Linked DNA regions of Homo sapiens: region 2 is linked to region 1. A link is an interaction called in ENCODE POLR2A ChIA-PET data of the cell type or tissue named here. Cell type or tissue: PC-9. All regions are shown on one strand. Each heading gives the region's core, and the rest is flanking DNA. Links, peaks and the distances in the headings are about the cores only. Region 1 overlaps ATP2C2 (ATPase secretory pathway Ca2+ transporting 2). Region 2 overlaps ATP2C2 (ATPase secretory pathway Ca2+ transporting 2).

The links. Peaks named below come from ENCODE experiments on the same cell type or tissue, not always from the same donor. Only the 100,000 strongest peaks of a DNase experiment are listed, where the experiment ranks them.
Region 2: POLR2A ChIA-PET joins it to region 1 with 12 read pairs; 2 of 35 experiments call an interaction of 5 or more read pairs at or near these places.

Annotation. Positions count from the first base shown.
Region 1 is chr16:84,442,419-84,456,179 of GRCh38, forward strand. ATP2C2 (ATPase secretory pathway Ca2+ transporting 2) reads left to right here. Exons shown (of 27, transcript NM_014861.4): 15 at 92-181; 16 at 3,911-4,012; 17 at 6,115-6,271; 18 at 9,503-9,673; 19 at 10,720-10,817; 20 at 10,903-10,953; 21 at 12,400-12,566. Among named protein-coding and RNA genes, the nearest start is that of ATP2C2-AS1, 18 kb to the right of the region's middle. In PC-9, for the core only: no CTCF peak of the experiment used is centred there; no DNase peak of the experiment used is centred there.
Region 2 is chr16:84,393,095-84,410,070 of GRCh38, forward strand. It overlaps ATP2C2 (ATPase secretory pathway Ca2+ transporting 2), which reads left to right. Exons shown (of 27, transcript NM_014861.4): 2 at 5,405-5,515; 3 at 12,034-12,150; 4 at 15,311-15,400. Among named protein-coding and RNA genes, the nearest start is that of ATP2C2, 33 kb to the left of the region's middle. In PC-9, for the core only: CTCF peaks have their summits at 4,257 (motif pointing right) and 4,460; DNase peaks (open chromatin) are centred at 3,127 and 3,667; H3K4me3 peaks cover 1,630 bases; H3K27ac peaks cover 1,886 bases.

The DNA of each region.
Region 1 (13,761 bases), core at 1,181-9,180:
ACCCCAGCTGTAAAAATGGGACAGGCCCACAATGTCTAACTTTTTCATGAGCCCAGTACTAACTACAGATGTCCGGACAATCCCCTTTTAGGCGGGCTGTGTTGCCAACAATGCGGTCATCAGAAAGAACGCCGTGATGGGGCAGCCCACCGAGGGTGCATTGATGGCCCTGGCGATGAAGGTAGGAGGTCCTGGGGTGGCTCTGCGGGGAATTCTTTCGCTCGGGGCTGGATTCATTGGTAGAAAGCCAGCTCCTGTCTGAGCTAACAGGAGTGGGGACGTTAGGTAATCATGGAAGAAAATGGCCCACACTGGCCTTGGGCCATCTGTTGGTGGTGGAGGAGGTGAGCTCTGAGATTCCACGGGACTTCAGCAAGTTCTGCAGGTCTCTAATCCCTCCACCAGCGATTCCAAAAGAATCCTATGAGCTTCCCTGTGGTTCAGGCCCTGGTCAGGTGTTGAGGCGACAGACAGTGGAACGAGACTCCCTATGCACCCAACACGACCCTGTGCTCACCGAGGCACCACTGGGAGGGGCTGGTTCCTGGGAATGTATTCGATTGACTCCGGGGTTCAGTGTTAGACCCTGAGCTCTGTGGCTGTGCAGGGTTGCCCCAGGCCATTCTGTACCCAGCACCAGGTACCAAGTGGCTGCTTGCAGTGTGGAGGGGATGGGTGGGAGCTGATGGGGGCCTGCTGCATTCTGTGCTCAGAGGACAAGTTAGAAGAAGGAGAGGCAGAAAACATGGGCTGGGAATGCAGGTGACAGGAAAGCAAGGAGAAGAGAGGACAAAGGACATGGGAAAGGAGGGGCCGGCAGAGGTTAAGAGGAGGGAGCAAAGGAAGGAAGAAGGTGGCCCCGGTCAGCTCCCACGTCTGTTTCCATGGCCACTTGGCCTGGGTCCCTCCTCTTCAGCCAGAGCTGGGGCTCCCCTGGACACTGTGGGAGCTCCTTTCCCCGACCCGCTCCGTGCTTTCTGCTGTGTGACTTGTCTCTGACTCGGGTGTGATCAGAACCCTCTCCATCAAGGTCAAGGGAAAAGCCCGACTCAGGGTGCTCATCCCCCAGCACGGACCCCTCGCTGCCGCCGAGCCTGGCCCCTGCACTCACCCTCCCTTCCTGCTTCCTCCTGGACTTTGACCACTCCTGCCTGTTCTCACTGGCGAGTGCCGACTTTCTCTTCAAGTTCACTCCAGTTTCCACCCCAGCAGACACCTCTCCTCATCCCGGGCTCACTTCACTGCCTTGTATTTTCAGCTTACCTGTCCCATCACTGAGCACCAGGGCTCACTTCACTGCCTTCTGTTATCAGCTTACCTGTCCCTCCCTCCAGTGCAAGACTCCAACCTCCCACACCACTGCCTTCCCAAAGCTGGTGCTGGGCGGGGGAGAGGTGGTCGCCCTCTCATAAGCCCCCGTGTTGGTAGATCAGGTGCTTTTCCCCAGTGTAAGAACATTGGAAAGTCATTACAGGCTGAGTGCAGTGGCTCAAATCCCAGCACTTTAAGAGGCTAAGGCGGGAGGATCATTTGAGGCCAAGAGTTTGAGACCAGCCTGGGCAACATAGCGAAAACCCATCTCTACAAAAAATATAAAAATTAGCTGGGCATGGTGGTGCATGCCTGTGGTCCCAGCTACTCAGGAGGCTGAGGCAGGAGGATCCCTTGAGCCCAGGAGTCTGAGGCTGCAATGAGCTATGATCACACCACTGCACTCCAGTCTAGATGAGAGAGATCCTGCCTCAAAAAAAAAAAAAAAAAAAAAACAAAAAGATTGGGCACAGTGGCTCACACCTGTAATCGCAACACTTTGGGAGACCGAGGCAGGTGGATCACCTGAGGTCAGGAGTTCAAGACCAGCCTGGCCAACATGGTGAAACCTCATCTCTACTAAAAATATAAAAATTAGCTGGGCATGGTGGTGCACACCTGTAATCCCAGCTACTCGGGAGGCTGAGGCAGGAGAATTGCTTGAACCCAGGAGGCGGAGGTTACAGTGAGCCGAGATCGTACCATTGCACTCCAGCCTGGGTGACAGAGCAAGACTCCGTCTCAAAAAAACAAACAGAAATCATGACATCGTATTATTTTTCTTCCATTCACAGAAGAGAATTCTCTCTGCAATGTCTGTAATAGTGAATGGAGCTCATTTCCCGTTTTAAAATAGTGCTGAGTCTGCCCCATTCAACAACTCCTCGCCGCCCAGAAGGGAAGGTGCCGGCCTGACCGCCTGGCAGGAATGACACCCATGTGTCACCTTGCTTCCGCCACCAGCCGTCCCTGCAGCCTAGAGAGGAGAGAGGTTCCAGCACCCAGAAGAGATTTCCTTGATGTGTTATAATTTTCCTTTTTCCTGGGGCCTGGCTTAAGATTTTGGAATACAGAACAAACACTGGCTGGCATGTAGGAAGTGCTGCCTGTGTGACAGGCATGGGGCAAGCACTTTGTGGTTCTTACCTGTCTCACCTGCTCTAAATGGCACTGAGGCCAGGCCAGTGGTTCCCGGGCTTTTCTTCCATTATTGCTCCTGGATTAGGGTCTTGGGGTTACTGAAATAAAACACCACTGGCTGGTGATTTAGTGTAACCAAAACACACTGAAACACAGCTCTGTGGCCAGAAGTTGAAATCAAGGTGTGAGCAGGGCCAGGCTCCGTCTCCCAGTTTCTGGGTGTTACTGGCAGCCCCGGGCGTTCCTTGACTCGCAGACGCATCCCTGCCTTGGTCTCTCACACCAAGCTCTGTCTCTGTCACGAGGTGCTCCCCGCCACGCCTCTGCGCAGCGTTTTCCTCTTTTTTTTTTTTTTTTGAGACGGAGTCTCGCTCTGTTGCCCAGGCTGGAGTGCACTGGCTTGATCTCCGCTCACTGCAACCTCCGCCTCCCAGGTTCAAGCGATTCTCCTGCCTCAGCCTCCCAAGTAGCTGGGACTACAGGCGCCTGCCACCACGCCTGGCTAACTTTTTGTATTTTTAGTAGAGACAGGGTTTCACCATGTTAGTCAGGATGGTCTTGATCTCCTCACCCCGTGATCCACCCGCCTCGGCTGCCCAAAGTCCTGGGATTACAGGCATGAGCCACCATGCCCGGCCTTCCTCCTCTTATATCCAGTCATGTTGGCTTAGGGCCAACCCTAATAGCCTCAAATTGACGATATCTGCAAAGGCGCTATTCCAAATCAGGTCACATTCAGAGGTTCCGAGGTTAGGACTTCAACATATCTTTTGTGGGGTACAATTCAACCCCACTAAGGAGATGGTTTAGGCATTTCTTCCCTAATCACCCCACTCCCTCCCCATGAAATTTAATATGGTAGATACACTGTATTGTACGCATATCTGCACTTTCTACGTAAAAGGAGTAGTTTTTTGTGCCCCTGCTGCACCGCATTTTCACCCCCTGTGGGACAGTGGGATGCATGGGTCATGACTGGTTTACACCTGGGGAAACTGAGATTCTGAGTTGTCACATCACTGATCCAAAAGCCACCAAAGAGCAACAAAGGGCCAGGCTGGCAAGGACCCCAGGCTGTGGACGGGGGGCTGGCAAGGACCCCATGTTCTGGACGCAGGGCTGTCTCACTGACTCAGGGGGTTCCGTCTGAGAAATTGCTACACCTTCAAGTCTGAAACATTCCTCCCGGCAGAAACACTGCAGGTTTGTTTCTAAGCAGATTTCAGATAGAAGCTGTTGCAAAGACCGTCTTGTCTGCCCTTCAGCCAAGAGAAGAGACTTTTTTTTTTTTTTCTAGGTGGGACATTCCAAGAGAAATGGCCTTTTTTCTATGTGCTAAATGCTTGGATTTCTTATCTGCCAGAGGTGGTTTGAACAATGAATAATTTAAATGGACTGAGCTTTGTATAGAGATTGGCTTCGGATGACTCACTAAAAATGTGTCATTTTATTATGCTAGATGGACTTAAGTGATATTAAAAATTCATATATAAGAAAAAAAGAGATTCCATTCAGTTCAGAGCAGAAGTGGATGGCGGTGAAATGCAGTCTGAAGACTGAGGTGAGACCTTTCAATCTTCAACCTCTTCTCTCTTTCTGCCCGGGCCCCCACCCAGAGATAAAGCAAAATGCAGACTTCAAGGATAATTTGAAAGTTCCTGGCTGCTTCTGTGACGTTCCAAATACATGGAAAAACTTAATCACCATCATACCTTTGATTCTCTTGGGTCTGCTTCTGGCTTTTTGTTTAAAACAGAAGTTCTTAAAGCAGGGTCCCTGGAGTAGCAGCGGTTGTTACCACGCGAGACTTTATTAGAAATGCAGAATCTCAGGTTCCATGCCAGACCTCCTGAGTCGAAGGGTCCAGGGGTGGGACCCAGTAACCTTCATTTTCTGCAGATTCTGATGCAGGTGCAAATGTTGAGATCGACCAGCCTGTAATCCAGTGACTGAGGCCCTGCTGCTAACACCAGTCGCCAACTTGCCAGTCCTCTCTTTGCAGCCCTGTGCTAAGTTTTTTATACTTCTTAGCTCATCTCCCCGTCATACTGGGGAGCAAATCCTTCAGTACGGAAGGCGTGTCTGTGTGGTGCATCAGCGTGTGCACACGTGTTGTCCCTGGCTAGAGGAACACATACCAAGCTATGGCCACCCCGGGTGGACATTACAGCTGATTTTTAAAATTTTCTTTTCAGATTTGTTGTGGCTTTTCAGATTTTCCTTAAAAGCTATTTTTTAAAGTTTTTGTTGCCTTCTACCGTTTTCTCCACCCCTCCTCTTCCCTCCCACTCTTTCTAGAATCTATCATGTCTGCCCACGCAGACTGCTCAGCTCCCACTCAGGGCTGTGGGCAGCTCAGCCAGCTCATGCCAGGCCCTTCCTGTGCATGGATGGACACATGTACATTTCAGGGGCTTAGAAGGGATTATAGATTTTCAAAAAACTTTTAGACCTTTAAATCTTTTCCCTTGCAAGGCAATGGTAATATATTCTCATTGAAAAAGTATAGAAATATGACATAAAAATGAAAGCTTCTTTCATTCCACCCTTCTTCCCTCCCTCCCCACCACCCACCCAGAGGTAATTCTATTTTAAGTCTGGGATGGAGCATTGCAGATTTTAAATATGCAAACGACAACATCTGGATGGTATTTTCAAAACAAGGTCACTATTTATAGTGTGTGTAATTTGCTTTTTCCCCCTAAGATTTTCTTTTAATATTATGTCTTAGATGTCTGTGTTGGTTAATATAAGCTTGTTATATTAACATATTAATTATATAATATGTAATATATATTACATATATTACATATATTATTTAATATATATTATGTAATATATATTATAATTGTATAAGAATATATTAGTTATATATAATATATAATATACATATAAATAATATAATGTAATATAATACATATAAATAATATACAATACATATGTACTATAATTAATGTATTAACATCTGTAATTAATATTATATTTATTAATAACATTAATATGTTAATTACATATTAATAACATATATAATTAATATTATATTATCTTATAACAGTGTTACATTCACACTGTGCACCCACGTGAGCCAGGTATGTCCGGTATTGAGGCTAGGGGTACAGTGTGACTCTCACTGACCCAGGGCCTCCCCCCGTGGAGTTCATAGTCTACATGTTTGTCATGACAGAGCTTAAGAAAAACACAGGAAAAATGATCAGCTACTCATGTGGCTTCACTATTACAAGCCAAGTGCTGGGGGTGGGTACAAAATAGACTTGGTGCTGCCCTAGGGAGGCAACAGTCTAATGGAAATATTCCCAGTTAATCACACCCCCAAAGGCACAGTCCCAGCTGGGATGATACCTCCCGTGCATGAAACATACAAGACGCTCTGAGTGACCATAACAAGGGAACTGAAAAAAGAACAAGGGTAGTACAGGTTGAAGATTGGCCTTGTTCTTTCTCTGGACTGCAAAACGTTCCATGGATGGATTCTAGAACTTCGCGAACCTGTCCAGCACCTGTGAACAGCACCAGCCTATGATAAATAACTCCGCTGCAAAGATCCCCGTGTGTGTCTTTGTAACCTTGTGCAGAGTGGGGTGATGGTCAGTATGAACCAAGGCTTCCAGTGATAGTGGATTTCTTCCCTTTGTCTTTTCTAAGGATCAGGAAGACATTTACTTCATGAAAGGGGCCTTGGAAGAGGTGATCCGCTACTGCACCATGTACAACAACGGGGGCATCCCCCTGCCGCTGACGCCCCAGCAGAGGTCATTCTGCCTGCAGGAAGAGAAGAGGATGGGGTCGCTCGGTTTGCGGGGTCAGTGCCTGTGGTCCCGGCCCAGAGCTTTAAGCTTGCATGTAACATTGACTTTTAAGTGCATTCAAGCAGGGTCCCTAGTCAAGGAGGTCACCCGTCCCAAGGAGTCAGGCAGCATGCTGACGGCAATAATGTGTGCTTGGAACCTGATGGTCACATGAAAGGCACAGAGGTCCCCACCTCATCCCAGTTCCTTAGTGACCCCCATTAATCCAGAGAAGAGGGTACCCTCCCTTGCTGAGTTTCCTAAGGCAGGTGAATGGGCTGCACCCCAAACATTGATTTTCCCAATAGGTCTTTTTGCTCATTGCCTCTTGTCAGGAAAACCCGAAGTTCTTTTCAGTCAAGGAACATATTTTTTCCCTTAGCCATTTTCAATTTTCTGCAGCAGAGCCAGTGCCATCCCTGATGGGCTGAACTGAACATTAAATCTCACATTTCCCTTGGTGTCATTTGTCACCCTGGCCAGTTACAGAGGAAGCGTTTAGAAGTGCTCCTGAGCACTGGTATTCCCTTGGGGGAAAGTGAGAGGCTTTGGGTTGGCCTTACTGGCTCAGGAGCCTTGGTTTTCCCCTTCGGGGAACAGAGTTTGTAGGTTGCTGGCAGGCTTGCTCAGAGGTGTACGGGGCGAGACCCTTGCGGCTTTCTGGGGCACAGTGAAGCCAGCGCCGAGCACGTGTCCCCTCTTCCCGAGTGAGGGGAGCGTTCCCCAAAGCATTGGCACTTTGCCCCCCCAAATGGTTTGTGTTGCGCTGGGTCTACAATAGGCTTACAGGTAAATACTGTGCCTCAGTTTCCCCATATGCCTAAGGAAGGCAGGAGAGCAGTGACTTCATTGATTGCTGTGAGGATTGGAAGAGACGGTGAATCCCATCTTAGCTTGCCCTGAGCCTTGACTCTGTTTCGGTGGCAGAGAAGCCAGGCCCAGCTTCTGCGAGCCAGGTGATCTGAGAGGGGCTGGTATAAGAAGGTCCTTTTCACCTCGCTGACACCAGCGACGGGGCTGTGGCGTCCCTCCTGCACAGTGGAGAGATTGGGAGACAATCTGGCACGTGGGTGGCAGCTGCTTTTGTCATGGTTGATACGACCAAGCCATTCAGTAGCTCCCTGTTCTTGTCACATCACGCCTCTGCTGACGAAATGGCTCACTTAAGAGTGGACACGTTAGTAAGTAAACATCCCACGTGGCACTGGCCTCTAAATCTGCACCTGGCACTTGGGCCCCACTTGTGTGCTGGGCACCAGGTTAAGTGCCTGTGTGAGGCCACGCCCTGAATCCCCACCGGGCAGAGGAGCCGGCCCAGGTGACACAGCCCTGCCTAGTGCAGCCAGCGCCTTCGCCCGGATGTCTGCTGCGGAGCGTAATGACGCGTTCCAGGGACTTGCTCCAGGCCTTGCGGGAGAGCGTAATGAGAACGGGTCAGTGGCGGAGGAGCAGTGAGACCTTTTCCTGTCTTCCCCCAGTGTACACGCAGGTCCTTTTTTGTTTACAAATGGACTTGTCTTCCACCTGTGGCTGGGAAAACTACAACCTGGGAACTGGCCTTAGAGAAGGCCTGTGCGTTTTTCCAATCTGTGTTTAGTCTGGGATGTTATTCCTCAGCAGGTGACCGTGGACTGATGCCTGCTGCCTGGCAGGCCTGGGACAGTGCCCGAGTGACTTAGAGAGGCCCCCAACCTGCTAGATCCCCTGGAGTGGCTTGGGCTTTGAGACCCCCCACCCCACATGCATCCAGGGGAAGATGAAAAACCCCACGGAGAGGGAAGGAGAGTTGGGGTGAGGGGAGCACGGAGGCAGGAGTATCCTCTTGGGATAGAGCGCTACTAGGTGGCCACTAGAAGCAGGGGATGCTCCTGGGTTGGCAAAGCCCAGGTTCAGGGAGGGGAGGGGACCATTGGAAAAGGGGAGGAAGGGCGCCAGCGTCATTGGCGCAGTGTCATGACTGTGTAGGAGGCATGCCAGCCCCATCTTTGGTGTCAGTGAGGGGGCAAGGATGTTCTTACACCACCCCCTCTCAGATCACCCAGGGGCAGGAGCTGGGCCTGGCTTCTGTGCCACAGAAACAGAGTCAAGGCCCAGGGCAAGCTCACAGCAAGAGTCCCCTCAGCTGGGTTGCTCCCCTGTCAATTTTTCTTAACCTCTGTACCGCGCCCCCAAGACTGCTGGAGATGACAAGATGAGTTAGCACAGAGCAAATGAGGGCAAGAACTGTTAGAAACGTCCCATCCTGCTCCACCTCACATGTCCCATTCTGGGCCAGCTCACAGGTTTCTGCAGCCACTTTTGTTGGGAAGTGGGGTGGGTCTTATACCATGAGTGGTGTATTAGTTTATTTTCATGCTACTGATAAAGACAGACCTGAGACTAGGTAATTTACAAAGAAAAAGAGGTTGAATGGACTCAGTTCCACGTGGCTGGGGAGGCCTTGCAATCATGGCAGAAGGTGAAAGGCACGTCTTACATGGCAGCCGGCAAGAGAGAATGAGAGCCAAGCCTAAGGGGAAACCCCTCATAAAACCATCAGCTCTCCTGAGATGTATTCACTACCACAGAGCATTGTGGGGAAAACCACCCCATGATTCAATTATCTCCCACTGGGTCCCTCCCACAACACGTGGGAATTATGGGAGCTACAGTTCAAGATGAGATTTGGGTGGGGACACAGCCAAACCATATCAAGCAGACAGCAGTGGTATTTTCTGCTATGCAGCTGTTTCTGGCTTCCTTCTCCATCTGTTGTGCACCTGCGCAGGCCTGAGAGCCGCTGGAGGCATCTCTGCCCTCCCTTTCAGGCTAGGGACTTGTTGCCTGAGCCCTCTGCAGACCGAGGAGGATCTGGGCCATGGTGGGGGCTGGCTAACAAAGGGCTGCGCACGTTGCCTCACACCTGTAATCCCAGCACTTGGGGAGGCTGAGGTGGGCAGATCACCTGAGGTCAGGAGTTTGAGACCAGCCTGGCCAACATGGTGAAATCCTGTCTCTACTAAAAATACAAAAATTAGCTGGGCCTGGAGGCGCATGCCCGTAATCCCAGCTACTCAAGAGGCTGAGGCAGGAGAACGGTTTGAACCCAGGAGGCAGAGGCTGCAGTGAGCCAACATTACACCACTGCACTCCAACCTGGGCGATAAGAACAAAACTCTCTTAAAAAACAACAACAACAACCAACAACAAAAAACGACGGCCCCTAAGCCCCCGGTGACCCCTCCTTACTCCCCCTCTCTCCTCAGTGCTGGCCCTGGCTTCTGGGCCCGAGCTGGGGCGGCTGACGTTTCTCGGTCTTGTGGGCATCATTGACCCCCCGAGAGTTGGCGTGAAGGAAGCAGTCCAGGTTCTCTCCGAGTCTGGTGTGTCTGTGAAGATGATAACGGGGGATGCCCTGGAGACGGCCTTGGCCATAGGTAACTGGGACAGGGTCGGGGGTGAGGACGAAAGGACCCATCCATCCTTTACGATGGGGGGCTGCTACCAAAGGGAAGCCTCCGCAAACTCGGTCAGGAGTGCTCACGCCTAGCCCTACAGGCTTAGAAAAGACGCTGAGTATTCGTGTGCCAGCATTCCAATTTCTGAGGTGTTCTCGTTTCTGAAATGTTGGCAGGTTCTGCAAAAGGGAAGTTCTCATGGATACTGAGGACCTACTGTGTGTCAGGGGCTTTTCATCCGCTGTCTTCACAGGCAGCATCATGGCCATGTACAGTTTCAGTCTGCCTTCTGCCTCTAGCTGTGTACCCTTGGCAAACCATTGAACCACTCTGACCCTCAGTCTCTTCATCAATAGAGGGCTAGCAGCCCTTCTCCTCTAGTTACTTTTTTTTTTTTTTTTTTTGAGATGGAGTCTTGTTCTGTTGCCTGGGCTGGAGTGCAGTAGTGCAATCTTGGCTCACTGCAACCTCCACCTCCTGGGTTCAAGCAATTCTCCTGCCTCAGCCTCCTGAGTAGCTGGGACTACAGGCACCCACCACCGCGCCCAGCTAATTTTTTGTATTTTAGTAGAGACGGGGTTTCACTGTGTTGCCCAGGCTGGTCTTGAACTCCTGAACTCAGGGAATCTGCCCACCTCGGCCTCACAAAGTGCTGGGATTACAGGCATGAGCCACTGCGCCCAGCCCCTCTAGTTACTATTATATGGGTGGTCTCAGCCTGGTGCTGGGAAAAGGTTCACGGGCTTTGGAATCAGAGCCGTGTCAGGTTCCAGTGTTACTCCTTACCAGCTGTGTGTCCTCGGCAAAGTCACTTCTGTTTCCCCATCTTTAAAGTGGGGATAATGAGGCGTTTGGTGTAAGTTAATCCTGTGGATAGAACCGAGGCCGTGCAGCATGGTAGGTCCTCAGTAAACCGTCTCCAGCATGGTTTTATTCTTGGTGTTCCCCATGGCCGAGGTGGGGCCGGGAGTGAGGGGTGGGGACGCGGGCCTCAGAGCAGGCCCTCAGAACAGGTTCTTCTGAAGGAAGAAACATCGGCCTGTGCAACGGGAAGCTGCAAGCCATGTCCGGGGAGGAGGTGGACAGCGTGGAGAAGGGCGAGCTGGCCGACCGCGTGGGGAAGGTGGGTCCCCGGAGGCTTGGCTGGCAGTGGGGCTGGGTCACAGCTTTGAAATCTGATTCTTCGTCTTCCCCGTCTCCGTGTCCAGGTGTCCGTGTTCTTCAGGACCAGCCCAAAGCACAAGCTCAAAATCATCAAGGTTCGCTGGGCAAGGCAGGCACAGGCTGCGCTGCTGGGGCCGGGCCAGAGACACTGTGGCTCGAGGAGCTCATGCGTCCGTCGGGTGACAGTGCAGGGCCCGACCGTGGCTTCCTTCTCTAGGTCCAGGGCAGCTGCCCCGGGAGTTACCTTTTCATAGCCAGGGGGAGGGGAGGAGGTTGAGCAGGGGCGCGTGGGCAGCTCCCTTGGAGAGGACGAGGCTCTGAAGTTGCCAGCAACACTTGCGCTGACAGCCCCTTGGCCAGAACACAGTCACGGGCCCAGGTTTAGCTGCAGGGGATGCTGGGAAGTGTCATCTGTAGCTGGGCGGACACGAGCCCCACCAAACCTGGGGATAATTTTAAAGAAGATGGGAGAACTGGGGGACCTTTGCTACATACAGTGAAAACTGGGAGCTGTAATTGGATAACGTAGAGGGAAAAACTAAAAGAGAAGCTATCTTTTTTTTTTCTGGGGGTGGGGTTGTAGGTACGGAGTCTTGCTCTGTCACCTAGGCTGCAGTGCAGTGGCACAATCTCGGCTTACTTCAACCTCTGCCTCCCAGGGTTAAGCGATTCTCCTGCCTCAGTCTCCCCAAGTAGCTGGGATTGCGGTGTGCACCAGCACACCCGGCTAATGTTTGTAATTTTAGTAGAGGCAGGGTTTCGCCATGTTGGCCAGGCTGGTCTCAAACTCCTGACCTCAGGTGATCCGCCTATCTTCGCCTCCCAAAGTGCTGGGTGCTTTTTGGCTTTATTCCTTTTACTCAACTCCGTGCCTCCGTTTCCTCATCTGTAAAATGGGGGAACTATTAATGCCGTCAGCTGATTCACAGGGTTGGTAGAGAATTAAACAAAGCCAGGCCCATGAATCTCTTGGCACACAGCAGGAGCCCAATAAAGAGCTGATGTGATTTTTCTGACTCTGAATACCAAAAAAAGGTAGAAAATGTGCTTGGTTTTCTCGCCTGTGCTCTGAAAGTTTGCTCTTGAGCTCTTTTAGTAGACGGGCTTTCTTCTTTCATGTTATTTTTAGCTCTACAGAGTAAATCCCTATGTGAGTTACTCCTCAAAGAAGGTAGTAATACTTACCAGGTACCCCATGGTTTCCAGGGCCGCACTGTTGATTACTGTTTATTACTGGGACTGGATAACCTTTATGAGCCTTTACTGACCGTGCTGGGCACCGTCACATCCGTCATCTCAGTTTGGGCCTCACAACAGCCCTGGGAAGAAGAAACTGTTGCTCCCACTTTGCAGATAGGGAAACTGAGGTCAAGAGGGTCAAGGGCTCGCCCAATTCCCACAGCTAATGTGGGTGAAGCTGGGATTCGAATTCCGGGTGCCCTCCAGACAGAGGTGTCTGTGGCTGGCCACAGGGTGTGCATGGCCGGGCACTGGGAGGTGGTCGTCAGGCTGCAGGCCTTCATTGCCTGCTCTTTCCAAAGGCTCTGCAGGAGTCAGGGGCGATCGTGGCCATGACTGGGGATGGGGTGAACGACGCAGTGGCCCTGAAGTCTGCAGACATTGGGATCGCCATGGGGCAGACAGGGACGGACGTCAGCAAAGAGGCCGCCAACATGATCCTGGTGGATGATGACTTCTCAGCCATCATGTAAGCTGCCCTTCTGGTTGTTTTTCAGTTGCAAAAATGCCTGGGGTCACCAGCTTCTCCCTGGAACCTGCTACTGTGGAGATAGAGGGGGGGGTCTCGCGGAGTCCCCAGGGAGAGCTGAATCTCGGGGCTCGTCAGTGTGGCAGGTGCCCCCAACCCCAAGTACCAACAGCCTCTCATAGCAGGGTCATGGGGTCCATGATGCCTGGGGCTAGTCACATGCTGCCCCCAGGGGAATGTTACGGATATGAAGCAGAGATGGGATTTGCTGCCTGTGGGTGCATTTCATGTGGTACTGGGAATGCCCGCCTGGCTCAGGCTGGTGGGCAGCAGCTGAATATGTAAGGAAAACCTGTGGCCAAATACGTGCTCACACTTGAGTGTGGGGTGAGAAAGGATTAAAATGAACATCTTCCGTTTGAGGCCTGCGTGTTGATACATATATCTCAGGCATTGCAAAGAGACCTGGGCAGAAACACCCCCATCGCTGACCACGGAGGTGCTCTCTAGGTTCTGGGGCTTGCACAAAACTATTTGTTCTGTTTCACTTTTCTGTATTTTTTTCTTAATACATTTACCTTCCTAATTTTAATTAGTTCTGAGACTCTCCTCATAAGCTAATCGCAGTGGTTAGTTGGGGGTGAGGGAAAACTTTTTAAGCCTGATACAAAAAATCCAAATAAACAAATATTGAGGCTAGGTGGATCGTGCACTTTACAAAGGTGTCTCCACAGTTGATTCGCCATAGGAAGCCTTAACACACTTAGAAAAAAAAAAAAAAGTCATAGATAGCTCTTATTATTTTGAAATACGTCCCATCAATACCTAATTTATTGAGAGTTTTTAGCATGAAGGGTTGTTGAATTTTGTCAAAGGCTTTTTCTGCATCTATTGAGATAATCATGTGGTTTTTGTCTTTGGCTCTGTTTATATGCTGGATTACATTTATTGATTTGCGTATATTGAACCAGCCTTGCATCCCAGGGATGAAGCCCACTTGATCATGGTGGATAAGCTTTTTGATGTGCTGCTGGATTCGGTTTGCCAGTATTTTATTGAGGATTTTTGCATCAATGTTCATCAAGGATATTGGTCTAAAATTCTCTTTTTTGGTTGTGTCTCTGCCCGGCTTTGGTATCAGAATGATGCTGGCCTCATAAAATGAGTTAGGGAGGATTCCCTCTTTTTCTATTGA
Region 2 (16,976 bases), core at 325-8,324, 50 kb before region 1:
GGAGAGAAGAAGTGAGTGTGTGTTTGGGGTTGGGTAGAGGGATGGGGGCCGTACCAGAGTCTGTAGTTTCTGGAAACAGAGTGGACAATCCTGTTTTCAACAAAGGATACATTAAGTGCCATTTAGATTATGGAGCTGTGTGATTGGAATCAACCCGGGGCAGATTAGGCCCCCGGGCCCCTATGCATTCTTAAGGAGATGAGGGGGGTGCCCAGGTAAGCATCCCAGGTAGGAGTCTCCCAAATGCAGGGCGAGGAGTGGCAGCGTCCACGAGCTCAGTCACCAACCCAGGGACTCTGTTTCCTGACTGTCACGAGACTGGACTGAGGCAGAGCAAGCCCTCACTTACAATGTATTGGGTCCAGGGCTATGTCCCGGTGGCCTTGAAACACCGAAATGACCTGGAGATCTGGCTGAAGTCGGTTGAGAAGTGGATAGGAAATGAAAAGATAGAGACAGCAAGTATAGACACTCCTTCTAAAAGCTCGATGTTGGCAAATGAGGAAGGAGCAGGTGTATTTCCAATGCAAGGCCCAGAAAAGAGGTTATGTTTAAAGTGGAAACCCATGCTGAGATGTTTATGGGAGGAGCCAGCAAAGAGGGGAGGAGGATAGAGGATGGGAGGCCAGTGGATGGGAGGCTATGGGTGTGGGGGGAGTGGGGGTGGAGGGGGCTGTGACCGACACAGGTGGGACCCAGGAGAGAGTCAGGAGGACGGTTTCTAAGTGGTGGACGGAGTTCCTGCCTGTAGCTTGTAAATGGCTTTAAAAAAACAAAAAGGCTAGGCATGGTGGCTCACACCTGTAATCTTAGCACTGTAGGGGGCCGAGGCAGGTGGATCACTTGAGTCCAGGGGTTCAAGACCAGCCTGGGCAACATGGCAAAACCTTGTCTCAATTAAAAATACCAAAAAAAATAAAAAAATAAAAAATAAAAAGGCCTGGTGTGATGACACACACCTGTAGTCCTAGCTTCTCAGGAGGCTGAGGTGGGAGAATCAAATTGCTTGAGCCTGGGAGGCGGAGGTTGCAGTGCACCAAGATCACACCACTGCACTCCAGCCTGAGCAACAGAGCAAGACTCTGCCTCAAAAACGAAAAACAAAATTCTTATTTTATTGAGGTGAAATTCACATAACAAAATCAACCATCTCACAGTAAACATTGTAATGGGATCTAGTACACTCACAATGTCGTGTGACCACCACTTCTATTCAGTTCTGAAACATTTGAAAGAAACCCTGTACCCATTAGCAGTTTCTCCCCATTCCCCCTTCCCCAGTCCCAGTCTGCTTTCTGCTCCTACGAATTTGCCTGTCCCGGGCCTTTCCTATGAGTGGACTCACATACCGTGTGGCCTTTTGTGTCTGGCTTCTTCCGCTTAGTGTGATGTCTTCCAGGTTCATCTGTGTTGTAGCAAGTGTGTTTCCCAGGGCTATGGTCACCGAGTACCAAAAATGTGGTGGCTTAAATTTAAATGTATTGTCTCACAGTTCTAGAAGCCAGAAGTCAAAACTCAAGGAGTCAGGAGGGCTGTGCTCTCTCTGGAGGCTCCAGGGGAGGATCTGTTCCACGCTTCTCTTCAAGCTTCCATCATGGCCAGCAATCCCCAGCATTCATTGACCGATGGACACGTCACTCCAGCCTCTGCCTCCATCATCACAGGGTTTTCTCCTGTGTCTCCACATGGACTTCCCTGTGTGCATGTTTATCTCTGCAAAATTCTCCTTTTTGCAAGAACATCGCTCATATTTGACCTCATCTGACCTTGATCATTTCTGTAAAGATGCCCTCCAGATAAAGTCACATTCTGGTGTACCAGGTGTTAGGCTTTCAAAGAATGGTTTTGCAGAGGCCACAGTTTAACAACATTCACGTGCGTCAGTATTGCATTCCTGTTTGAGGCTGAGTTGATGCTCCACTGTCTGGATGGACCACATTTTGCTTCTCCATAATCCGTGGATGGGCATCGGGCAGTGTCTGACTTTTGGGTCTCGTGAACTGTGCTGCTGTGAGCAGAGTCCCTGTTTCCAGTACCCTTGGTTACAGAGCTGGGAGTGTGTAGGTGGCTTTTACTCACAGAGGGAAGTCGGAGGCTGGGTCCTCTCTCCTTTGGGCTCTGGACTCTGCCCCTGCAGTCACAAAACACAGGGGAGTGAGGGAGGTCTCTGCATCCAACCCCCTCTCCCCTCCAGTGTCACTGCAGCATGGCACCCTGTCACCCCATGACTTCCTCAATCCACCTAGCTCATTCCCCAGGGACATGTGGGTGGACAGCCCTGGGCCTTCAGATGTCCAGAGCACGTGACAAAGGTTGGGGGCACATGCTAGTCCTGCCCTCAAAGGCAGGGGAATTGGTGCCTTTGATCTTTTTTTTTTTTTTGAGACAGAGTCTCACTCTGTTGCCCAGGCTGGAGTGCAGTGGCATGATCTTGGCTCATTGCAACCTCCGCCTTCCAGGTTCAAGCAATTCTCCCTGACTCTGGCTCATTGCAACCTCCGCCTTCCAGGTTCAAGCAATTCTCCCTGACTCAGCCTCCAGAGTCGCTGAGATTACAGATGCCTGCCACCATGCCTGGCTAATTTTTGTATTTTTACAAAATACCATGTTGGCCAGGCTGGTCTCGAACTCCTGACTTTAGATGATCTGCCTGCCTCAGCTTCCCAAAGTGCTGGGATTATAGGTATGAGCCACTGTGTCTGGCCCTTTTCTTCTGGATTTTTATTGTGGTAAAATATACATAACATAAAATTCACCATTTTAACCATTTTTAAGGGTATGGCTCTCTGGCATTAAGTATATTCCCATTGTTATGCAACCATCACCAATATTTGCCTCCAAAACTCTCATCTTTCCCAAAGAGACTCTGTAGTCATTAAACACTAACTCCCCAGCCCGGTTACCTCTGCTCTCCTTTCTGTCTCTGTGAGTTTGACTATTTTAGGGACCTCCTGTAACTGGAGTCCTATAGGATTTGTCCTTTCGGGTCTGGCTTATTTCACCAGGCATAACATCTTCAAGGTTCATCCATGTTGTAGCATGTGTGGGTTTTGGGCAGTCACATTGAAGGTAATTGGGCTCTTATCCTGAGAGCACTGGAATCTCTGCAAGTGTTTTCAAGCATCGGGCGTGTGTGTGTGTGTGTGTGAGATGGGATTTATGTGTTTCGAGCCAGGTGCAGTGGCTCACGCCTGTAATCTCAGCACTTTTGGAGGCTGAGGCAGGCAGATCACCTGAGGTCAGAAATTTGAGACCAGCCTGGCCAACCTGGTGAAAACCCGTCTCTACTAAAAATACAAAAACAAATTAGTGAGGCGTGGCGGTGCGTGCCTGTAGTCCCAGCTACTGGGGAGGGTGAGGCAGGAGACTCGCTTGAACCCGGGAGGAGGAGGTTGTAGTGAGCCGAGGTCGCACCACTGCACTCCAGCCTGGGTGACAGAGTGAGGCTCTATCTCAAAAAAAAAAAAAAAAAAAAAAAGGAAAAGTGAATTCGGTGTAGTGAGTCACAAATGGCAAGGCTGAGGGCAGCTGAGTGAGTGTGGGGGATGGGGGGAGTGCCCAGCCTGCCTCCACCTGTGGTGTGCGCAAGAATCAAGCACTTTATTTGGTACGACGGGAGCAGATCTTGAGAATGGGGGGAAAAGTCTTGTGCAATCCACATTTTTCTTTGAAGTAACTCTACAAAGAATGCAATGTTGACTTAAGGAGGGCTCCCAATGGATGGCTAAGCCTGCTTAAAGATCTGCGTAATCGCTGCTGTGCTCCTGGGCACTGGGCATGAGTGAGAAGCAGCCGCATGAAACCGAGGTGGGTAGCACAGCTTTTCTAAGCAAATAGGCATTTGGGAGGAGATGGTTTGGGGTTGGGGAGGGCGGCTGTCAAGAAGGAAGAGTGGGATTTGCAATCTCTATTACAGCTAAAGGAGGAAGTTACTCAATACCTCTCCTGCTTCCTTTTTCCCAGTTTCCAGTAACCTGGTGGAAAAGGAAAAGATGATTATCACATCCTGGGTATCAGGATGCTAGGAATGGTTTTGCAAAAATACCTCACACTTTTCCGCTTCTGAGGTCTCCTTTGTATTAGCAAAGCCTCCCGAAGCCTCCAGGTGTTTCACGTGGCTTCTTTCCAGGCCCGCAGGTCTCAACACAGAGTGCTGGGACTTCCAGAACTTGGTTGTGTTTCCCCTCCCCTTTTCTTTGGTTATTTAAAATGTCCCATAGAACCAGGCTGTGATACCACCTATCATCAGTAGGAGGCACTCTCTGCAATATGGTGCATACTTGATGGAGAATCCTGGAAGTTCGAGGTTCAGGATTCTACATATGTATATTGTTGCCCTACTCTGTCCACTTACAAGTTTCAATTCTGTAAAATAAGTTCGCTCAGCCTGGGCAACATAGGGAGACCCTGTCCCTACAAAATATTAAAAAATTAGCCAGGCACAATAGCATGCACCTGTGGTCCTGCTATTCAGGAGGCTGAAGCAGGAGGATCACCTGAGCCTGGGAGGTTGAGGCTGCAGTGAGCTATGATTGCACCACTGCACTCCAGCCTGGGTGACAAAAAAAAAAAAAAAAAACTTGCTTAAAAATAGATGCATCAGTATTAGCCAACAACTAACAACTGGAACCCAGATATTCATCAACAGGAGAACAAATACAATGTGATCTACTCATACAGTGGAATACTAAGCTGCTGTGAAAATTAGCGTACTGTTGCTACATGCATTCTCACTTGTATAAATCTCACTAACAATGTTGAGTGAAAGAAATCAGACAAGAAAGCATGTATGAGTGTATACTGCATGGCACCATTTCCATAAAGTTCAAACCCTGGCCAACCTAATCTATGAGGATTGAAACCATGACAGCAGTTACCCCTCAGGTAGGTAGGTTGGCCAAGGGAGCATCAGGGGACCAGTCATATCTGTTTCTTAATTTGGGGGCTGGTTATAAGGGTTAGTTTGTGAGCTGTACACATATGCACACTGTGTGTGTGTGTTTTATGCTTTAAAAAAAACACATGTGGCCGGGCGCAGTGGCTCCACCTTTAATCCCAGCACTTTGGGAGGCCGAGGCAAGCGGATCACCTGAGGTCAGGAGTTTGAGACCAACCTGGCCAACATGGTGAAACCTCGTCTCTACTAAAAATACCAAAAAAATTTAGTGGGGTGTGGTGATGCGTACCTGTAATCCCAGCTACTCGGGAGGCTGAGACAGAAGAATCTCTTGAACCCGGTAAGTGGAGGTTGTGGTGAGCTGAGATCATGACACTGCACTCCAGCCTGGGTGACAGAGTGAGACTCCATCTCAAAAAAATAAACTAATAAAAATAAAAAATAAATTTAAAAATTAATCAGTACAAAAGTTCAATCCGCTAAACAGCAACCCTGCTCTTTTCACAGATTGATGAACAGAGTGAGCTGAAAGCCATCGAGAAAGAGAAGAAGGTGACAGCCCTGCCCCCCAAGGAAGCGTGCAAATGCCAGAAAGAGGATTTGGCCAGAGCGTTTTGTGTAAGAATTGAATTTGCATCTGGAGCTAATTGTGATAAGGTTTTATGTTTAAAAGAAAGCAACACAAAGCCCTGAACAGTGCTTTGAAATTCTGTGTTATTATCAATTTTATCATCAAGGTTGGAAAATATTGTTGATGTTGAATGGTTCAGATTCCACAGGTAGAATATCAGTACTTGTCAGTAGAGCTCGTCTTCACCAGGCCCTTACCGGAAGACGGCGTCCTTTGAGACACTCTGTGTACGCTGCTTCTCTTCAGCCTCACATTTCTTGGCAAAAACATAAAGGGATGGAAGATGAAGTTGAGACACAGAAAGTAGCACAGTCCAGTGTTAGAGGTAGCACAGCCCAGCGTGGAGTCCAGCTGTTTCACATGAAAGCCCAAACTCTTGGTCATCCGGTATTCCCACCGTCGTCTTTTATAATCCGTGGAGTTGCCAGGTACTAAAACCAAATTCTCCCAAGTTTCTCAAGTGAGTTTGAATTAATTCCTGGCCAGTGCAAGACAAACATTTGCATTGCACACAAGTGTGTGTGTGTGCACACGTGCGTGCACGTGCATACTCAGAACCACTACATTTTGGGAAAGCAAATAAAAAGCCCCCAGGAAAAGGGCACATACTACAATTTCAGGAAGTTGGAAGCTAGTGTCTTTTCTTGAGAATAACTCAAGTCTGTTTCAATTCAAGTCCTGTGTATTAGTATTTGGAGAGGGGGAGGAAGTATTTCTTCTCTGCCTGCATATTATCCCTAGCTAGAAAATGAGCTAGATTTTCTTTCACTATTCAAAAGAATCTAGAAATCAATTCTGTTCTCCCCGTTTCCTCTACCAGCAAGTACAGTTTTCTTGTTATTGGCTTTTTAAAAACAAGGACACTTTTGTTGCGACCAGAACAACAAAGTTTCCTTCCATTATGACTGACTCATAAATTAGCTGTATTTAACGAATTTGTTTACAGAAAGAGCTTGAATGGAGTTGGGCACAATATAATTGTTTTAGCTACTGTTTCTTTTTTATTTTTAATTTTTGTGGGTACATAGTAGGTGCATATTTATGGGTTCCAGAGATACTTTGATACAGGCATACGCTATAATAATCACATCAGGGCAAACGGGGTCTCCATTACCTCAAGCATTTATCCTTTGTGTTACAAGTCATCCACTTACACTCTTTGAGTTATTTTAAAATGTACAATTAAATTATTTTTGACAACAGTCGCCCTGTCATGCCAGCAAATACTAGGTCTTATTTATTCTTTCTGACTATATTTTTTGTACCCATAGCCCTCTCCACTTTCTCCCAACTACCCTTTCCAGGCCCTGGTAACCATCCTACTATCTCCATGAGTTCAGTTATTTTAATTTTTAGCTTCCACTAATCAGCGAGAACCTGCAAAGTTTGCCTTTCTGTGTCTGGAGGTCACTATGTTATTTGACTTAATATAATGACCTCCAGTTCCATCCATGTTGTTGCAAATGACAGGATCTCATTCTTTTTTATGGGTGCATAGTACTCCATTGTGTATATGTACCACATTTTCTTTATTCATTTGTCTGTTGATGGATACTTAGGCTCCTTCCAAACCTTGGCTATTGTGAATACTCCTGCGATAAACATGGGAGTGCAGATATCTCTTCAATATTCTGATTTCCTTTCTTTTGGTTATGTATCTAGGAGTGGGACTGGGGATCATATAATAGTTGTATTTTTAGTTTTTTGTTGTTTTTTTTTTTTGAGATGGAGTCTCACTCTGTCACCCAAGCTGGAGTGCGGTGGCGCGATCTCTGCTCACTGCAAGCTCCGCCTCCTGGGTTCACGCCATTCTTCTGTCTCAGCCTCCTGAGTAGCTGGGACTACAGGCGCCTGCCACCATGCCTGGCTAATTTTTTTGTATTTTTAGTAGAGACGGGGTTTCACCGTGTTAGCCAGGATGGTCTCGATCTCCTGACCTCATGATCTGCCTGCCTCAGCCTCCCAAAGTGCTGGGATTACAGGCATGAGCCACCGCGCCCAGCGTATTTTTAGTTTTTTGAGGAACCCTCCAAACTGTTCACCAGTCATACTAATTTACATTCCTACCAACAGTGTACAAGGGTTCCCTTTTCTTCATATCCAGGATTTGTTATTGCCTGACTTTTGGATAAAAGCCATTTTAACTGTGATGAGATGATACCTCATTGTAGTTTTGATTTGCATTTCTCTGATCACAGATGGTGAGCACCTTTTCATGTACCTGTTTGCCATTCATATGTCTTCTTTTGAGGAATGTCTATCCAGATCTTTGGCCCATTTTAAAAACAGATTATTAGGTTTTCTCCTATAGAGTTGTTTGAGCTCTTTATACATTCTGGTTATTAATCCCGTGTCAGATGGGTAGTTTGCAAATATTTTCTTCCATTCTGTGGGTTGTCTCTTCACTTTGTTGATGATTTCCTTTGCTGTGCAGAAGCCTTTTAACTTGATGTGATTCCATTTATCCATTTTTGCTTTGGTTGCCTGTGCTTGTAGTATATTACTCAAGAAATCTTTGCCCAGTTCAATGTCCTGGAGAGTTTCCCCGATGTTCTCTTGATAGTTTCATAGTCTGTGATCTTAGATTGAAGTCTTTAATCTTTTTTTTTTTTTTTTTTTGAGACAGGGTCTCACTCTGTTGCCCAGGCTGGAGTGCGGTGGCGCTATCTCAGCTCACTGCAACCTCTGCCTCCTGGGTTCAAGCAATTCTCCTGCCTCAGCCTCCTGTAGTAGCTGGGATTACAGGCATGCACAACCACATCCAGCTAATTTTTGTATTCTTGGTAGAGCTGGGGTTTTGCCATGTTGACCAGGCTGATCTCGAACTCCTGACCTCAGGTAATCTGTCCACCTCATCTTTAATTCATTTTTATTTGATTTTTATTGATAATGAGAGATGGGGTGAAATTTCACTCTCCTGCATATGGAGATTTTGTTTTCCTGGTACCATTTATTAAAGAGATTGCCCTTTCCCCAGTGGATGTTCTTGACATCTTTGTCGAAAACGAGTTCACTGTAGATGTATGGATTTATATCTGGGTTCTCTATTCTGTTTCACTGATCTCTGTGTCTGTTTTTATGACAGTACCATGCTGTTTTGGTTACTAAAGCTCTGCAGTATAATTTAAAGTCAGGTAATATGATTCCTCCAGTGTTGTTCTTTTTCCTTAAGATAGCTTTGGCTATTCTGGGTCTTTTGTGGTTCCATATAAATTTTTAAATTGTTTTTTCTATTTCTGTTAAGAATGTCATTGTTATTTTAATAGGGATTCGATTAAATCTATAGATTGCTTTGGGTAGTATGGACATTTTAACAATATTGATTTTTCCAACCCATGAACATGGAATATCTTTCCATTTTTCTGTGTCTTCTTCAGTTTCTTGCATCAATGTTTTATAGTTTTCATTGTAGAGATCTTTTACTTCTTTAAGTTAATTCCTAGATATTTAATTTGCAGCTGTGGTAAATGGGATTACTTAATTGATTTCTTTTGCAGATTGCTTTCTCTTAGCATATAGCAATGCTACTGATCTTTATCATTTGAGTTTGTATCCTCTAACTTTACTGATTTTGTTTATGAGTTCTAATAGCTTTAGGTGGAGTCTTTAGGTTTTTTCAGATATAAGATCATATCATCTGCAAACAAGAATAATTTGACTTCTTCCTTTCCAATTTGGATGCCCTTTATTTTTTACTCTTGTCTGATTGCTCTAGCTAGAACTTACAGTATTCTGTTGAATAGTAGTGGTAAAAGTGGGTATCCTACGGGAAAAGCTTTCAGTTTTTCATCATTCAATATGACACTAGCCCTGGGTCTGTCATATATGGCTTTTATTACATTGAGACATGTTCCTTCTATACCTAGTTTTTTTAGGGTTTTTATTATGAAGAGATGTTGAATTCTGTCACGTTTTTTCAGCATTAATTGAAATGATCATATGGTTTTTGTCTTTCATTCTGTTGATGTGTCACATTAATTTGTGTATGGTGAACCATCCTTGCACCCTTGGGATAAATTCCTTTTGGTCATGATGAATTTTCATTTTAATGTGTTATTGCATTCAATTTGCTTGTATTTTGCTGAGGATTTTTGCATCAATAGTCATCAGTGATATTGGCCAGTAGTTTTCTTTTTTAAATGTGTCTTTGTCTGGTTTTGGTATCAGGGTAATACTGGCCTCGTAGAATGAAAGTATTCCCTACTCATCTGTTTTTTGGAATTATTTAGTAGGATTGGTATCGCTTCTTCGAGTGTTTGGTAGAATTCAGCAGTGAAGCCACTGGGTCCTGGGCTTTTCCTAACCGGAAGACTTTTTATTATGGCTTTGATCTTATTACTTGTTATTGGTCTATTCAGCTTTTGGATTTCTTCATGGTTCCATCTTGGTAGGTTCTGTGTGTCTAGGAATTTATCCATTTCTTCTATATTTTCCAATTTATTGGCATATAGTTGCTCCTGGTAGCCACTAATGGCCCTTTGACTTTCTGTGATATAATTTGTGAAGTTTCCTTTTTCATTTCTGTTTGTATTTATTTGGTTCTTCTCTCTTTTTTTCTTAGCCTGGCTAAAGGTTTGTCAGTTTTGTTTACCTTTAAAAAAAAATACTCTTGTTTCTTAAGACAGGCCTATTTAAAAAAATGTCTGATATGTGGTAAATACACAACATAAAATTTACCATCTTAACCTTGTTATTTTTTCCAAGACATGGTCTCATTCTGTTGCCCAGGCTCGAGTCCAGTGCTGCAATCAAGGGCCAGTGCAGCCTCCACCTCCTGGGCTTAAGCAATCGTCCTGCCTCAGCCTCCTGAGTAGCTGAGACTACAGGAGTCTGCCACCACAATGGGCTAATTTTTAAAATTTTTTTGTAGAGCCAAGATCATGCTATATTGCCCAGACTAGCCTTGAACTCCTGGGTTCAAGCAATCTCCCCACCTCAACCTCCTGAAGTTTTGGGATTACAGGTATGAGTCACTGTGCCTGGCCTTAACCATTTTGAAGTGTACATTGTAGTTGCATTAAGTATAGTCACACTGTTGCACAACCATCGCCATTCTCTATCTCCAGAATTCTTTTTTTTTTTCTTGAGATGGAGTTTCCTTCTTGTTGCCCAGGCTGGAGTGCAATGGCGCGATCTCAGCTCACTGCAACCTCCGCCTCCCAGCTTCAAGCGATTCTCCTGCCTCAGCCTCCTGAGTGGCTGGGATTACAGGCACATGCCACCACGCCCGGCTAATTCTTGTATTTTTAGTAGAGACGGGCTTTTGCCATGTTGACAAGGCTGCTCTCGAACTCCCGACCTCAGGTGATCTGCCTGCCTTGGCCTCCCAAAGCGCTGGGATTACAAGCCTGAGCCACCAAGCCCTACCAGTTTATTATAAAGGCAAAGGATACCGATGAAGAGACGCATAGGGCAGGTAATGGGGGAAGGGGCGCAGGGCTTCCATGCCCAATGCTGCTATGAACATGGTTGTTCAAACATCTCCCTGGATGCCACTCTCCAGGAATATCCCCACGTTCAGGTACGTGAAAACTCACTGAATCCTATCTTTGGGTTTTTAGGGAAGCTTCATGACATCATTCCTTCCCCCAGATTATAGGGTGGGACCCTCTCATGGGAGGGTCTTAAGACCCACAGTCAGCAAAGCGGGTTACATTAGCATCTCCAGTATTCTTTTCATCTTGTAAAACTGAATCTGTCTCCATTAAACACTCACTCCCCATTCCCTCTCCCTCCAGCCTCTGACACCCACCATTCTACTTTCTGTCTCTATGAATTTGACTAGTCTATGTAATTCATATGTGGAATCAACAGAATTTGTCTTTTTGTGACTGGTTTATTTCACTTAACTTCATCCTCAAGGTTCAACTTAAAGGTGTATCCATGTTGTAGCACGTGTCAGCATTTTCTTTCGTTCTCAGGCTAAATAGTATTTCATTGTGTGTGTACACCATGTTTCATGCATTCATTCATCCCTTGAAAGATTGGTGGGTTGTTTCCTCCTTTTTGCTTTTGTGAACAGTGCTACGAACATGGTTGTACAAACATCTCTTGGAGCCCCACTAGCAGTTCCTTTGGGTATATACCCCAAAGTGGAATTGCTGGATCTGGTAGCTCCCTTTTTAATTTTTTGAGGAATCGCCACACAGTTTCCATAACAGCTGCACCATTTTACATTCCCAAGACCTTTTTTTTTTTTTTTTTTTTAAGAAGAAAAGATGTGTTTCTGCATTTCTGGAAGTCTATGCTGCATTTCCATTTGTTGAAATTTAAGACCAGAGTCGTCTTTTCTGCTGTAATTATAATGGTCACTGGCTTGTGCCTTTTCCTCCTCTCTCTGCCCCATCTGCACGGGGTCTTTGAACAAGTCCCAGCACCTTGGTGGACAAGCCTGTGTCCCTGGCCCATCATGGAAGCCGCTGCCTTTCAGAGTGGGAGTCTGTACCCTGTTGCCTCATTCCTTGCTGCGCCCATGAGTGAGCTTGTGCCTGACCTCTCCTTCCAGGTGGACTTACACACTGGGCTGTCGGAGTTCTCGGTGACGCAGCGCCGGCTGGCCCATGGCTGGAATGAGTTTGTTGCTGACAACAGCGAACCTGTGTGGAAGAAATACCTGGATCAGGTAGGACCAGAGGTGTCATTCTTTGCATTAACATGCATAAGCCAGCGAGGGTGGGGCAGCCATTCCATCTTTCAATGTTGATGGAAGGCATCCTTGGACAGCTCCCGCCCCTTTCACGCTGCCCCAGCCAGCCTGAGCATCAGTCATGAGCAAATCACCAACTCCCAGGCAACCGCGATCAGGAAAAACAGTGATCACTTTCGTAGACAGTTGAGCAGGCCCCGGGCCCCACGCTATATGAGTAAGTGAATAAGTAAGCATGCGCTTACTAATCCTCCTCCTAATCCCGCCTTTGCACATGAGGAAGGAGAAGTGCAGAGGTTGAAAGATTTCCCCAGAGTTGCCAGGTTTAGCAAATAACAATATAGGATGCCCTGTTAAATTTCAATTTCAGGCTGGGCGTGGTGGCTCGTGCCTGTAATCCAAGCACTTTGGGCGGCTGAAGCGGGTGGATCACTTGAGCCCAGGAGTTCAAGACCAGCCCGGCCAACATGGCGAAACCCCGTCTCTTCTAAAAATATAAAAATTAGCCGGATGTGGTAGTGGATGCCTGTAATCCCAGCTACTGAGGAGGCTGAGGTGGGAGGATTGTTGGAACCCAGGAGGTGGAGGCTGCAGTGAACTGAGATTGTGCCACTGTGCTCCAGCCTGGACAACAGAGTGAGACCTTGTCTCCACAACAACAACAAAACCAAAGTGAATTTCAGATAGATAAACAAGAAGCAATTTCTAGTATAAGTGTGTCCCAATACAGTGGACGTGCTTATACTAAAAACAAAAAGTTCCTTGTTTTTCTGAAATTTAGATTTTACTGGGTGTCCTACTGTAACCTGAGCCCAAAGTCACATAGCTGTGAGGAGCAGTGCAGAGCAGTGCAGCCAGGGAGCTGCACCCAGAGCCCCTTCCCTTGCTAGCTGCTGCCATCGGTGCTGGCGCGGTGCTGAATGAATGGCACACAATCAAATGCCTGGAAGCCACTAAGAAGGGGAAAGAAAAAACTGCAATTGACATGGCTCCAAGTTCCATTCTAGAAGTCGGCAGTCCCTGCCACCTTTGCAGGACCAGTTCAGAAAGGCTCAGTGAACAGGCAGAATTTTCCAGGTGCCTGAGGGCATTTAGATGGCCTTAGATCCCCTTTTCCAGCCTTTTGCATGCTCTTGGCCCCATCCCTGACATCCCCTTCTTCATTCTCTGGCCCCTGGGCTGCCCCAGGCTTCAACCGCCTTCCTATTGGCTCTGTGTTTACAGCTTCCTCCATTGGTCGATTCCGGAACCAATCACAGTCCCCTGGGCAGCATCCTCTGTCTCCACTCTCCTTGAGGTCCCCTCCCTGATCAAGGCTCAGTTCTCAGTGTTCTGGGAATGTTATTCATCGATGCGTTTTGGCAGCAAAATAGGCTTCTGGGTATGTAGGTGGTTCTGGCTAGCCCAGAAGCTTCCTAAAACTGCAGGGCTGAGAAGAGGCAGTGGAGGCTCCCGGAAGTTGGGGTTCAGGGAAGGAGGCCGAGACATGGGCTGTGAGGGAGGAGCTCCCCTCTGCGGCTGGAGATCTCTTTGCTCTGCCCTGGCACCCCTTCCACTAGGACCCGCTCCCCCACTTCCCCTGGTTATCCTCCTTCCTCGTTCCCCTCTGCTCTGTCGAAACCCACCGTGAACATCTTCCTTCTCACCAAGGATCCTCCTCCAGCCTCCAGCCAGGGTGTTCCCCAAAATGAAATCTCTTAAATTTCTTGAGAGCAGAGGACCTGCTCATTCATCTTATAGCTTGTCGGTTCAGCAATGCATCTGTGGGAATCCTTGTAGGACTGGACGGGAGCTCCTGACGGCTGGGTTTTCCTGCCCTTGCGTATACGGGTTCTGTCTGCTCTCCCTTATTAATTCCTTACATGTGTTGAGTTCCTCCTGCATGCCAAGTGTTGTGATTCTCCTATCTTTCCCCCAGTGACAGGGAACTCATCACCTCACAAGGCAGCCCTGTTCCTCTGTCTCAGGAGTCTCACCATTAGGAATTCTACCTTAGCACGGCGTAAGGCTCTGGACGGGATGGCAGGGAGGCACTAGGCTGGTGCTCTGAGGAGGTGGCATCTGGGCAGAGATCTGAGTGAAATGAGACGGAAAGCCATGTGAGGATGTGGATGGAGGGCGTCGCTGGAGGGCAGGGTGCAGAGTCCCTGAGGGGACAGGAGCCTGGCAGCCTGGGAATCAAGGTGCCCAGACCAGGTGCATTATTATTATTGTTATATTCTGGGATAGGGTTTCTCTGGTGTCCAAGCAGGAGTGCAGCGGCATAAACACGGCTGACTGCAGCCTCAACTTCCCAGGCCCCAGTGATCCTCCTGCCTTAGCCTTCTGAGTAGTTGGGACCACAGGTGCACCTCACCATGCCCAGCTCATTTTTTCATTTTTTTGTAAAGATGGGATTTTGCTGTGTTTCCCAGGCTGGACTGAAACTCCTGGGCTCAAGCAGTCCTCCCATTTCTGCCTCCCAAAGGGCTGGGATTACAGTGTGAGCCTCTGCACCCAGCCCTTGTTGATATTGTAACTCTCTTCCTTATCCTGATCTTTGGTCTGCCTTCTGAATCCGGTTTTATGTGTTTGCATTTCTTTTCAATCCTCTGTAACATGAGCTACCATGAGATGTCTCTGAAATGAAAGGGCAGATATATAAAATAAAGTAAAAATCTTCTCAGGAAGTTTTGGGAACGGCTGTTTTAGAGAGGGACATCATTGGAGTCCCTAGAGGCTGTTACAGGAGCAGGCTGTTACTGAGTTTGGTGACTGGGATGTGCAGGATTTGGGGAGCTGGTGTGGTGAGAGAGGATCCTTGGCCGTCCTGAGCCAGGACTGGCATCTTGCCGAAAGTCCCGGCCTGGAGCGTCATGGAGATGTGGAGAGGCGAGACCAAGAACTCAAAGGCAGGGCTGAGGCCGGTGTCTTCAGGGGGTCAGTACTGGGACCTGGGAGGGTCAATTGGGTGGAGTTCCAGGCAGAGGAGGACCACTGCATGGGGGTGGTCTCCCCAGCCCTCGGTCACCATGGTGTTGACCTGGAAGCCTGGCCCTGAACTGAGACCCCTGTCACACAAACTTCTGCACAGTAAGAAACCCATTCTGGTCCCTGAGACTAAAGAACGTGCCCCACCCTGTTATTTCCTCTTCAGTTTAAGAACCCCCTGATCCTGCTGCTGCTGGGCTCTGCCCTGGTGAGTGTCCTCACCAAGGAGTATGAGGACGCCGTCAGCATCGCCACGGTGAGTTCCCTGACAGCGCTCGGCTCCCGGGCGGGCAGCCACAGGTCTGCTGAGTCTCTGCTTGTTATTGTATATAAAGAAAAAAAAGAGTTTGCTGTAGGGGGGAAAAAGGAGCATACAGAAGAAAGAAAGGAAAGCAAATCCACATCCTTCTTTACCCTAATATCAAGGTGCCCTGGTTTATTCGGCCACTGCTTGCTTGCTGGACACACAGGTGCTTCTGGGTCTTTGCTAGAGCAGTGTTGCAGGGAATTCCTTTCCCGTGACCCTGGGATGAGGGGAATAGAGCCTGGGCTGTGCACATTTGCCTTCCGAAGAACAACACCTTTGATCCATTACCGAGAGGTAACCACTGAGCACTCATTTTTTTTTTATTTAGATGAAATTCACATAATAAAATATTGACTATTTCACAGTGAACAATTCAGTGAAATTGAGTACATTCATGATATGGTGCCACCACCACCTCTGCCTAGTTCCAAAACATTTTCATCACCCAGAAGGAAACCCTGTGCTCACCAGACAGTCACTTCCTGTCCCCGCTCCTACCAGCCCTTGGCAACCACCAATCTTTTTCTATCTCTGTGGGTTGAATGACCTATTCTGGATATGTCACTGAAATGGATTCAGACGGATGAGTTCATGTCCTTTGCAGGGACATGGATGAAGCTGGAAACCATCATTCTAAGCAAACTATCACAAGGACAGAAAACTAAACACTGCATGATCTCACTCATAGGTGGGAGTTGAACAATGAGAACACATGGACACAGGGTGGGGAACATCACACACTCGGGCCTTTCATAGGGTCAGGGGGCTGGGGGAGGGATAGCATTAGGAGAAATACCTAATGTAAATGACGAGTTGATGGGTGCAGCAAACCAGCGTGGCATATGTATACCTATGTAACAAACCTGCACGTTGTGCACATGTACCCTAGAACTTAAAGTATAACAAGAAAAAAAAATGGATTCAGACAATACATGACCTTTTGTATCTGGCTTCTCCTGAGCACATTTTTTTTTCTTTTTTTGAGACAGAGTCTTGCTGTGTCGTCCAGGCTGGACAGCAGTGCCGTGATCTCAGCTCAGTACAACCTCTGCTTCTCCTGCCTCAGCCTTCTGAGCAGCTGGGATTACAGGTGCCCGCCACCACTCCTGGTTAATTTTTGCTAATTTTTATATTTTTAGTAGAGATGAGGTTTCCCTGTGTTGGCCAGGCTGATGTCGACCTCTTGACCTCAGGTGATCCGCCTCCCTTGGTCTCCCAAATAGCTGGGATTGTAGGCGTGAGCCACTGTGCCTGGCCTGAGCACCTTTTGATGGCTGTCATTCCCCACTTCTTTCCGTTTGTTCCAGCCGGTATTTTAAAATACAAACACAGACTCATTCCACACGATGGAATTTCCTACTTCCAATTAAAAGGCTGGAGTAGGCCGGGTGCGGTGGCTCATGCCTGTAATCCCAGCACTTTGGGAGGCCTGGGGGGTGGATCACGAGGTCAGGAGATCGAGACCATCCTGGCCCACATGGTGAAAGCCCGTCTCTACAAAAAATACAAAAAAATTAGCAGGGCA